Linked DNA regions of Homo sapiens: region 2 is linked to region 1. A link is a loop called in an ENCODE intact Hi-C map of the cell type or tissue named here. Cell type or tissue: PC-9. All regions are shown on one strand.

Region 1 (5,000 bases):
ACAGAAAAAGCAGAATAGGGAGATAAGAAGGTAGCACCCAGCCTCCGGCCTCCCTGAGACAAGCACTGCTGGCCCCCTGGGGAATGGCCCTTCGGCATTAGAAATCGAAAACAAATGTGTAGGGACATCCAGCCATTTCTGGAAGGTTGATAACAGAAACCCAACTCTAGGAAGGCCTTCGGAAAGGACTGCTGGATGCCGAATGTCCCCAACGCCCTGACTGGAAATGCCGGACAGCTTCAGAGCCAAAGCTGCCTGAGCCAAATGTGCCAGGTGCCAAGTGACCTGCTGTCCTGGAAGAAGCCCCACCTAGAACACACCTGAGACGGTGGCAGAGCCAAGGTCTTCCCTGTCACTTGGGGATGCCCTGCCACTTGACCACCAGGCAGCAGCAAAGTGTTCCAGCCAATGGCAGAAGCATCATAGCCATTGGCCAAAGAGCCATGCCTTCCAGCTAGAAGTCCAGAAAGGCTCGGGCGGAGTCTGACCTCTCCCTGTCTGTGTGTCCCTGGCCGGCACTCATCAGTCCAAGCCAGGGGCTAGGAGAGGGTGCCCACAAGGACCAGAGCCCCGAGGATAGCTCAGCTGATCTGTGTGGCACCTGGATCTGCAAGCACAGGCACGGTCGGGACTTTTCTGTCTTCTCTCTAGCGCTTATCAACGGGTCGGGACTTTTCTGTCTTCTCTCTAGCGCTTATCAACATCTGAAATCATCTTATTTGGGGGCTCTTGTAAGCACGCAGAAAGCGGCTTCGATGGACCTTCCTCCAGGGAGCTTTCCCTGATGCCCTAAGGCTACTGAGCTGGGACCCTAAGGCCCTACTTACCCCCTTCCCTAGGTTATCACTGCATTGCTCCCTCCTCAACCCCTGAGCCCGAGAGGAGGGGCCAAGTCAGTGTGGTCCAATACTGTCACCCTAGGACCCAGCACAGTACCTGGCCCAGAGCTGGCACATAAGGAACATTTCCTGAGTGAACAAGCACATCAGAAAATGAAAAAAGATCTGGAGACTAGGGAGGCCTCGGTCCAAATCCACCATCCACTCTTCTTGAGATGGCTTCATGGCCTCATCTGAAATTCACAGAACGGAGGTACCTACTTTCCGTGACTGTTGGAAAGATTAGGGGACAGGAGGTGTGTGAGCTGCTCACAGTAGCTAGTGCCACACAGCACGCCTGCCCCTTCACCCCACTGGCCCCTCAGGTCAGAGTTCAAGGCTGGTGTCCCTGGGAGGTCACGGGTGGACCCCTGCAGCTCCCAGCAGTAGTTCCTCCTGGGCTTCAGCTGTGGCAGCAAGCCAATCTCCTGAGAGCATGGACCTCCCTCACAGATGGCAACATCACCACCAGGGCTGAGCTGAACCTCTCTGCCACCCGGTCCCTGTGCCAGGTGTTCCTTTGGGCTTTGGCAAAAGACCCAGAGAGCGCTCCAGATGGACTTCCCTGACCTTACTGTACAGATGCAGGCACCTTCCTTCAGGAGGTCGCAAAGGCTCTGCCTTGTGCCCTGACTTCCCTGTGAAGCCACCAATCAAAGGAGCCAAGTGTGAGGCAGGATGCAATATGTACACGCCTCCCGCTCTCCCATCACCCTTTCATGGTTCCATGGAAAGAAAGAACATCCACACCCCACATCTTATGCCTGCTGAGGCTTCTGTCTTTGGCATATTTCTGTTGGACCATGTGTCAATGGTGGCTGCATGTTTTCCTATGGCGTCCAAATCAGTGGGATTCAAGACCTGGGGTTCCTCTGTAAGGGTTCTCACACCCAGGACGGTCAGTCTCAGGGCAAGGCACTGCCCAGCTACCCACCGTTCACTGTCCCCTACTCCCACCCCAACGCACACACAGGCACACACACAGGGGAGGTCAGGGAGGAGGCACACATGTCTTCACCAAGAGCCTACAGGAGCCCAGTTGCTGGAGCCATCAGAGCCTCTGGAAAGCCACTATATACTGCCGTCCTTTCAGCAGCAAGGTGGGAGAAGTCAGCATCGTCAAGAGAATTTCATTAGGCACAAGCAGTCTCCCCCAGAGGTCAGAAGGAGAAAACATGGCAAGTAGAGATGTCCCTGGGGAGTGGCCGCAAAGTCACGGAGTTCTGGAAGGTCAGAGTTGACAGGATCCTTTGAGAACATGAAGTCTCCTCCCCTCTGGGTTCCAAAGGGGAAACTAGAACCCAGAGAGAGGAGGAAATGGCCTAAGGCCACGCAGTGGCTCAGTGTGGGAGCATGGCCTAGAGGTCAAACCTCTTACCCATCAGGGCCAGGTGCTGGCTGGCAGCTGCTTCAGATGGTTTCCAGCCCACCTAGGACCTAAATTAACCTCTTCTTAAATAAGTGTAAGGAAAGAAGACTCGGACCTGAATACGCAAGACCGCACACGGAGAAGAGCAGAAGCAAAACCCCCGCAGCCTCAGAAACCCTAGCTCCTTCCCATTCCAGGCGCCTCGAGGGGAAGGCATCTGGGGCTCTAAGACTGGGGGACTATGGGGGATGACTGGCAAAGTCCGGTTCTTTGCCACCGGGATAGGTGGCAAAGCGGTCCACGAGAGAGGAAACCGTGGAGAAATTTGAGTCCCGGAACCGGATTCCCGAAGCGGTTTGAGAAAGGCGGGCCGGGATACGTGAGTGACTGCCTCAGAAGGGCTCCTTCAAGGACACTAAGGAGGTGACAGCCGCCGTGGCCCACTCTCCCGGCCCGTCCGGAGGGCCCCCCGCCACCCGATGCAGACCCCCTGGGGGAGCCGGTCCAGGGCCAACTTCGGCCAATCCCCTCAGTGACAGCGGAGGCGGCCAATCAACCCCGGCGCGAAGCCCTTTCCCCGCCCCTGGTGGGGCCCCTAGCCAATCGGACTCCAGACTGCTTCGGGTGCGGCTACCCCACCGCTCCCCTGCGACCGCTGCCGCGGTCCCGTGGCTCTTTCCCTGCTCACCTCCCAGGGACGGCAGAGAAGGGCTGGCCCGAGCACCGCCTTCGCGGCGCTGCCGGCGACGGTCGCTACCTTCAGCGCCATGACGGAAAGTGAGAGCCTCCGCACGTCCCGACACGCAGATACCGCTCTCGCGAGAGTTCGACGGGGTGCGAAGTTTCGGGGACAGGCGCGGACCCGGTACTGCGCACGCGCGCGGTCGCACCGATTCACGCCCCCTTCCGGCGCCTAGAGCACCGCTGCCGCCATGTTGAGGGGGGGACCGCGACCAGCTGGGCCCCTGGCTCAGGGAGGGGCCACGTCAGTGCTGCCAGAGACGTCACAATGCCGGCCCAGCCGTTCGGTGCGCGATTGGCTGCCGCTGCCACTTACGCGTCGCTCTTCCTCGTTTGCCCCTCGTGTTCATGGGAGCTCGTTTTCTTTTCCTCTAGGCAGAGAAGAGGCGATGGCGGCGATGGCATCTCTCGGCGCCCTGGCGCTGCTCCTGCTGTCCAGCCTCTCCCGCTGCTCAGGTAGCGGCCCAGCCGGGGCTTCTTTCTTGCGAGCCTCTGACCCACGGCAGGTGGTGTTGGGGGCAGGAGGGATGCGGGGGTCCGGCCTTTCAGGGTCCGTCGCTGCGGGCCGGGCCTTCCCCCGAGAGGCAGGCGGCCTTGGGACGGGGGGACCAAAGCACCTCGCGCACGTTTACCGGCAGCCAGGCTTTTCCTTGTCTGCCCATACGAAGAGGAGTCCCCGAGCCTCCATGGTGCGCCCGGCCCCCAAGCTGCAGCACGGAACGTGACACATGTCCCGGCTCCCGCTCCCTGCGGGGTCGGACCGGAGCGAAGCTCTGTAGCGCTGAGCGATCGCGGCCAAAAACGGGGCTGGAGGAGCCACATAAGCTAGGAAGGGACCTCAGTGAGGAGAGGGAGCAAGAGCGGGGCGAGTTAGATGGGGAGCCAAAGGTGCGCAGGGCCTTGAGTGCCAGGCCGAAGACTGGCTTTTCCGGAGGGCCCTGCCTTACCCTTACCAGAGTTTTCGGCAGAGCCGACCAGGGGTCCCGTCGATTTGCATTCGTGAGGGGCTGAGGTCTGAACTCCAGAGTGTGTTTAGGAGGTGGCTGCAGCAGCCAGCCCCGGGCCCGGGGGCCAGGACTGGACAGGGGCGGCTTTCTCCACATTCCCTTTTCTGCCGTCCTTCAGGCCAGTAGCCTTGCTGCCTGCAACGTTTTGGCAGCCTAACTGGCCTCCCTTTCCGCACACTCCTCATCTGCCCCTCAGGAATTCCCTGAACTATAGTCAGGGACGTATCCAGAGGACAAGCCTGGCCATAAAACCCTTCGGGGGCTCCCCTGCGCCACAGGAAGCAGGCCCAACTTAGGCAGGACACAGAAGGGCTGGCGGGATCTAGCCCCTGAGAACTGCCTCCACGCTGTTCCTAGGGATCTGCCTCCTGTGGTCCAGACCCAGAGCCTTCTCTGACGTCCTCTGCTGAAGCCATCGTTCTGCCAGGGCACCACATTTGGACAGCGGGTGGCTGAGAACATTCCCACTTTGGGGAGCCTTTGTTTCACACCCTCTGATGTAGGCGGCAGCCTTCCTTTCCTTTGGGCCTCTGGTTATGGAGAAGGCTAAGGCAAGGTCCTTTCTCTCACAGCTAACAAGTTGTGCTTCTGGAACCAGAGTCTCTCCCGTTTACTTCTTCAGGAAACGCTGGGGCCAGTCTTCACCTTCTGTCAACTGGCCGGGGGCAGAGACCCTTTCTCTCATCTTGAAAGCCCCAGTGCATTGCCTGCCTGCAGCCCCCACCCCCGATGTCTCTGCTGAGGATGCCTTCAGTAACTCGTCCAGGCCGTTTGTGGCTCTGAATTGAGGCTGGCGTGGCCCCCGGGCCTCCGTGTCATAGGTCCAAGTGTTGGCATGTATTGTCCAGTGAATCCAGCCCCCACCTGTCCCCAGTTCGCTCTTCCTGCACACCTCCAGAAAGCCGGCCTTGCCCCTCCCCAGCCTTCCTTCACAGCCATCCCGCCTACGTTGCCATTGCATTTGTGACCGAGCACTTGGATCTGTCTCGCATATCCCACCTGGAA
Region 2 (5,000 bases), 110 kb after region 1:
ATGATAAAACAAATAGGAAAAAAATCAGAAGAATATAGATTTGAACAACACTATCAACCTAATTGACTCAATTGATATGTACGGAACACTACATCCAACAACAGCAGAACACATATTCTTCTCAAGTGCAGATGGAACCCCAACCAACACAGACAACTTCTGGGCAATCGAGCAAGCCTCAATAAATTACAAAGGGTCAAAATCATACAAAGTACGATTTCTGACCAAAATGATGTTGAATTAGAAATCAACAACAAAAAGACATCTAGGAATTTTCTAAATATTTTGAAATGAAAAAATATCTACTTCCAAATAACCCAAGAACCAAAGAAGAAACCACAAGTAAAATTATTGGTAGAACATATCTTTCACTGAATAGAAATGCAAATAAAATATGAAAATTTGGGAATTCAACAAAACAACTGATTAGAGGAAAAGGAACTACTTATATTAGAAAAGCAGAAAGGTCCCAAAATAATTATTTAAATTTCTACTTTAAGAAACTAGAGCCGGTCACGGTGGCTCACACCTGTAATCCCAGCACTTTGGGAGGCCGAGGCAGGCAGATCATGAGGTCAAGAGATCGAGATGATCCTGACCAACATGGTGAAACCCCATCTCTACTAAAAAATACAAAAATTAGCTGGGCGTGGTGGTGTGCACCTGTAATCCCAGCTACTCAGGAGGCTGAGGCAGAAGAATTGCTTGAATCTGGGAGGCAGAAGTTGCAGTGAGCCAAGATCACACCACTGCACTCCAGCCTGGGCAACAAGAGCAAAACTTCGTTTCAAAACAAAACAAAACAAAAAGATCAATGAAATTGATAAGCCTCTAGCCAGACTGATCAGAAAAAAAAAATGGAGAGAAGATACAAATTACCAATATGGAGAATAAGAGAGAGGGGGCATTATTACAGATCCTACAAACATAAAAAAGTGATAAGAGGATGTTGTGAAAAACTTATTCCAATACATCCAACAACTTAGATGAAATGGACAAATTCCTTGAAAGATACAAATGGTCAACGCTCATTTAGGAAAAAATAGATAACCTGATTAGCCCTGTATCTGTCAGAAGAGTTGAATTTATAACTGAAAAAATTCTCACAAAGAAAACTCCAGGTTTGTGTAAATAATACCAATTCTATACTAACTCTTCCAGAAAACAGAAAAAGAGAGAACACTTCCCAACTCGTTTTATAAAGTCAGCATTATACTCATCCCCAAACCAAAGATATTACAGAAAGGGAAAACGTAGACCAGCATCTCTCATTAATACAGATGTAAAAATGGTAAACAACAGCCAGGCACAGTGGCTCACACCTGTCATCCCAGCACTTTGGGAGGCCAAGGTGGGTGGATCAGAGGTCAAGAGATCGAGACCATCCTGGTTAACATGATGAAACCCTGTCTCTACTAAAAACACAAAAATTGGCCGGGTGTGGTGGCTCATGCCTGTAATCCCAGCACTTTGGGAGGCCGAGGCAGGTGGATCACCTGAGGTCGGGAATTCGAGACCAGCCTGACCAACATGAAGAAACCCCGTCTCTACTAAAAGTACAAAATTAGCTGGGCATGGTGGCGCTTGCCTGTAATCCCAGCTACTTGGGAGGCTGAGGCAAGAGAATCTCTTGAACCTGGGAGGCGAAGGTTGCAGTGAGCCAAGATCTCGCCATTGCACTGCAGCCTGGGCAACAAGAGTGAAACTCCGACTCAAAAAAAAAAAGAAAAAAAAGAAAAAAATTCAATACTCACTTGTGATAAAAGCTTTCAGTATACCGGGTGACAGAGTGAGAGACTATGCCTCCTCCCCACCAAAAAAAATATAAAAAAAAAAAAGAAGTTACACAAAATACTATGTACTCTTTTATTTATTTATTTATTTTTATTATTATTTTTTTTTGAGACGGAGTCTTGCTGTGTCACCCAGGCTGGAGTGCAATGGCAAGATCTCGGCTCACTGAAACCTCCGCCTCCCGGGTTCAAGCGATTCTCCAGCCTCAGCCTCTGAGTAGCTGGGATTACAGGCTTGCGCCACCACGCCCGGCTAATTTTTGAAAATACTACATACTCTATGATTCTATTTATATAAAATTCTAGAAAAGGAAAATCTATAGTGATAGATCAGTGGTTGCTAGGCTTTCAGGTAGGGGAAGAAGCTTGACTGCAAAAGGCCACGAGGGAACTTTCTGGAATGTCGAAAATATTTATTCTATGTCATGATTGTGGTTGTGGTTACACGACTGTATACATTTGTCAAATCTTACTGAACAGTACAATTACAATTAATGAATTTTACTGTATGCTAATCATACCTCAATAAAGCCGAAAAAAAAAAAAGTCATTCTGGAGGAGAGAAATCATTGCCTGCGGAGGGCCATTCCAGGGTGGTGAGTGCATGAGCACTGAAGACACCCGGAGCAGCTGCTGCAATAATCTGGGGGAGGAACGTGCAGGCAGAGAGAGCAAGAGGAAGTCAGACTGGGAAACCCCGAGGCAGTTACCCAAACAGCCCACTAACAGCAACTGCAGTCGGCCGCCTCTGGGGAGGAAAGCGGGAGGGGCCACTGCCTTTAAAAAAGAAAAAAAAAAAAAATCTCTGCAGTTTTGCCAGGGAGCCGCCTCCTGCCTGACTCTCACATGATGACCTGGAGGCCATCTATGGGTACGGCCCTCAAGCCCTCAACGCTCACCCTCCTTCTACCCCCCGCCCCTCACCCCAGCACCTGCTGGAGACCCTGGCCCTCCCTTCCACTCCGCGAGGCTCTTAATCTATCCAGTTCCATGGGCTGCCTTTCCGCAGCTATAAACAGGCTCTGTCCAGCTTTCCCAGTTATTATTCACTTAGGTGAATGGACACAATTAGATGATCATCCGCAGGCTGTCTTCCTGTCATCATTGGCACACGCACACACCCTCACACACGCACACACCCTCACACACGCACACACCCTCACACACGCGCACACCCTCACACACAACCCCCCCAACGCCACACACACACACACCACACACCCTCACACACAACCACCCACGCCACACACACACCACACACCCTCACATGCACACCCTCACACACCACACACCACACACACCCCACACACACGCCCACCCTCACATACGCACACTCTCACACACACCCTCACACACTCTCACACCCTCACACACGCACACCCTCACACACACCCTCACATTCACACAAGTACACTTGAGTTTTTATTAAATTTGTTTTTGTCCCCTTCAATCCCATCCTCCAACCCGTTGTTCCTCCCTATCTCCTGGGCTCTAGGTATTCTCCTTCGGGTCACAGTCCCTGTGAGGGCCGTTCCTGTTGACAGGCACTTGGCTCCGTCCTTCCCACTGCCCACAGGCTCCACCATCTGCACATGCACCCCTCCCACACAATCGGGGGCCTCTTTCTCCTCGTCCTTGGCTGCCTCCTCTTTGTCTTCCACCCCTTACAAATCCTTCAGGGCCCTTTAAATGCCTTTTCCACCTGCCTGCTCCCTCTAGCCCCGCTGCCCAGTGTTAAGTGGGTCGCACCATTTCTCTCCTGGGTGACAGGCACAGCTTCCACCAGCCTCCCTGCCTCCACTCTTCTCTGCAGAAGCCCATGTGCTCCTGGGGCAGAGCCCAGGTCCTTCCATCTCTGCAGCCACAGTGCTAGGCCAGCGGCACTTGCAGTTTGGTGAATGGAAGGTTCTGATCATGGGGAACCGGTAGATAGAGAGGGACAAACAGTGTCCCCCCAATCTGCCTCCTGTCCTCTTCTGCCCAGACACTAGGCTGGAAGATCAGGAGCCACACCTTGGCACTCACAGAGCCCTTTCTGCAAGTCTTAGAGGGACCAGTGGGAGGTGTGCACACAGGGGCTGCGCTGGCAGGAGTGGGGGCCTGGCACACCCCCAGGTAGATGCCCTGCCCGTTAACGCCCAAGGGCAGGGGCTTGAGTGACTCATGTGGGCCTAGCGTGAATCAGCACAGTCTGCCCTTCTTCCCATGGGAGCTGCTGCCCAGCCCCATCTTTCTTGGCCCCCGAGGGGTGGCTGCCCAGGGCCTCTCTCCTGGCACAGTTCCATGTAGTGCCTGCCCATGTGGCTCCCAGTTCCTCCCCGGGGTCCTGGCTGAGCAGAATGGCACTGGATCCTGATCTGGCTTCTTGCATCCCAGAGGAGACCGCCATGCGGGCCCTTCCTCCAGATTCTTCCCTAGTTTAACAACAGGAAGCGAGGAGTCCAGGGGGGCAGAGATTGCCACGGGCCTGGCCACATTGCTAGGGGAGGTCCCAACCTGCTGCTGAGATCCGGCACTGCACAGCCTCGTTCAGGCAGAGAAACTGATAAGGAGATGGTTGTCTGCTCACCCCAAAAGGTTAGCATGGATTCCTCGCCCTAGCCGGCTTTAGACGGAGGGAACAAAGGCTTTCCCAAGGCCCTGCCAGTCCCCACCCCTGCCCATCTTACCACCGTAGTCTCCCTCAATCATCAAGTCCCATTGCACAGAAGGGGAAGCTGAGGTGCCAAGAGCTGGCGTGGCCTGTTCAAGGTCACACTACTGGGCAGGGGCCAAGCAGGGGCTGGAGCCTTGCTTTCCTATTCCCCAGCCAGGGTCCCCAAATTCTCTGCCAGTTGAGGGAAGCCATCTCCTATTCCACTGATCTGGGTGGCATTAGGAAGGCCTTTTCTATGCTCCTAGATTAGTGACAGCATGCGGTTATTGGGGACAGCATGAGGATGTGCATGCGCTGAGGAGATGCAGCTGAAGCGTCAGGCCTGGGGTGCCAGCACTCTGCAGCCTGCCCCCAAGGGGCTCTGCAAAAACATGGCAAAGATGCGGGGTGTGATGTGCACCTGTGTGTGCTGCGGGTGTGTGCGTGTGTGGTGTTGGCTGTGCGTATGTGGTGTGTATGGCTGTGTGGTGGGTACATGTGTGGGTGTGTGGCGTATGGGAGTGTGTGATGTGTGCATGTGTGTGGTGTGTAATATATGTGTGCATGGTGTG

The links. Hi-C counts contacts between places; a loop is a spot of excess contacts. Peaks named below come from ENCODE experiments on the same cell type or tissue, not always from the same donor. Only the 100,000 strongest peaks of a DNase experiment are listed, where the experiment ranks them.
Region 2: a loop joins it to region 1, with 5 times the contacts of the local background. A loop is called at or near these places in 3 of 110 quality-filtered maps.

The regions. Positions count from the first base shown.
Region 1 is chrX:153,791,311-153,796,310 of GRCh38, forward strand. IDH3G (isocitrate dehydrogenase (NAD(+)) 3 non-catalytic subunit gamma) reads right to left here and starts at 3,065. Exons shown (of 13, transcript NM_004135.4): 1 at 2,936-3,065. The coding sequence starts at 3,016. It overlaps SSR4 (signal sequence receptor subunit 4), which reads left to right and starts at 3,358. Exons shown (of 6, transcript NM_006280.3): 1 at 3,358-3,444. The coding sequence starts at 3,378. RefSeq lists enhancers at 2,428-3,155, 3,055-3,314 and a silencer at 2,615-2,764. In PC-9, CTCF peaks have their summits at 3,051 and 3,251; a DNase peak (open chromatin) is centred at 3,221; H3K4me3 peaks cover 3,291 bases; H3K27ac peaks cover 1,242 bases.
Region 2 is chrX:153,898,523-153,903,522 of GRCh38, forward strand. It overlaps a transcript of AVPR2 not described here. Among named protein-coding and RNA genes, the nearest start is that of AVPR2, 3.6 kb to the right of the region's middle. In PC-9, no CTCF peak of the experiment used is centred here; a DNase peak (open chromatin) is centred at 2,449; H3K27ac peaks cover 283 bases.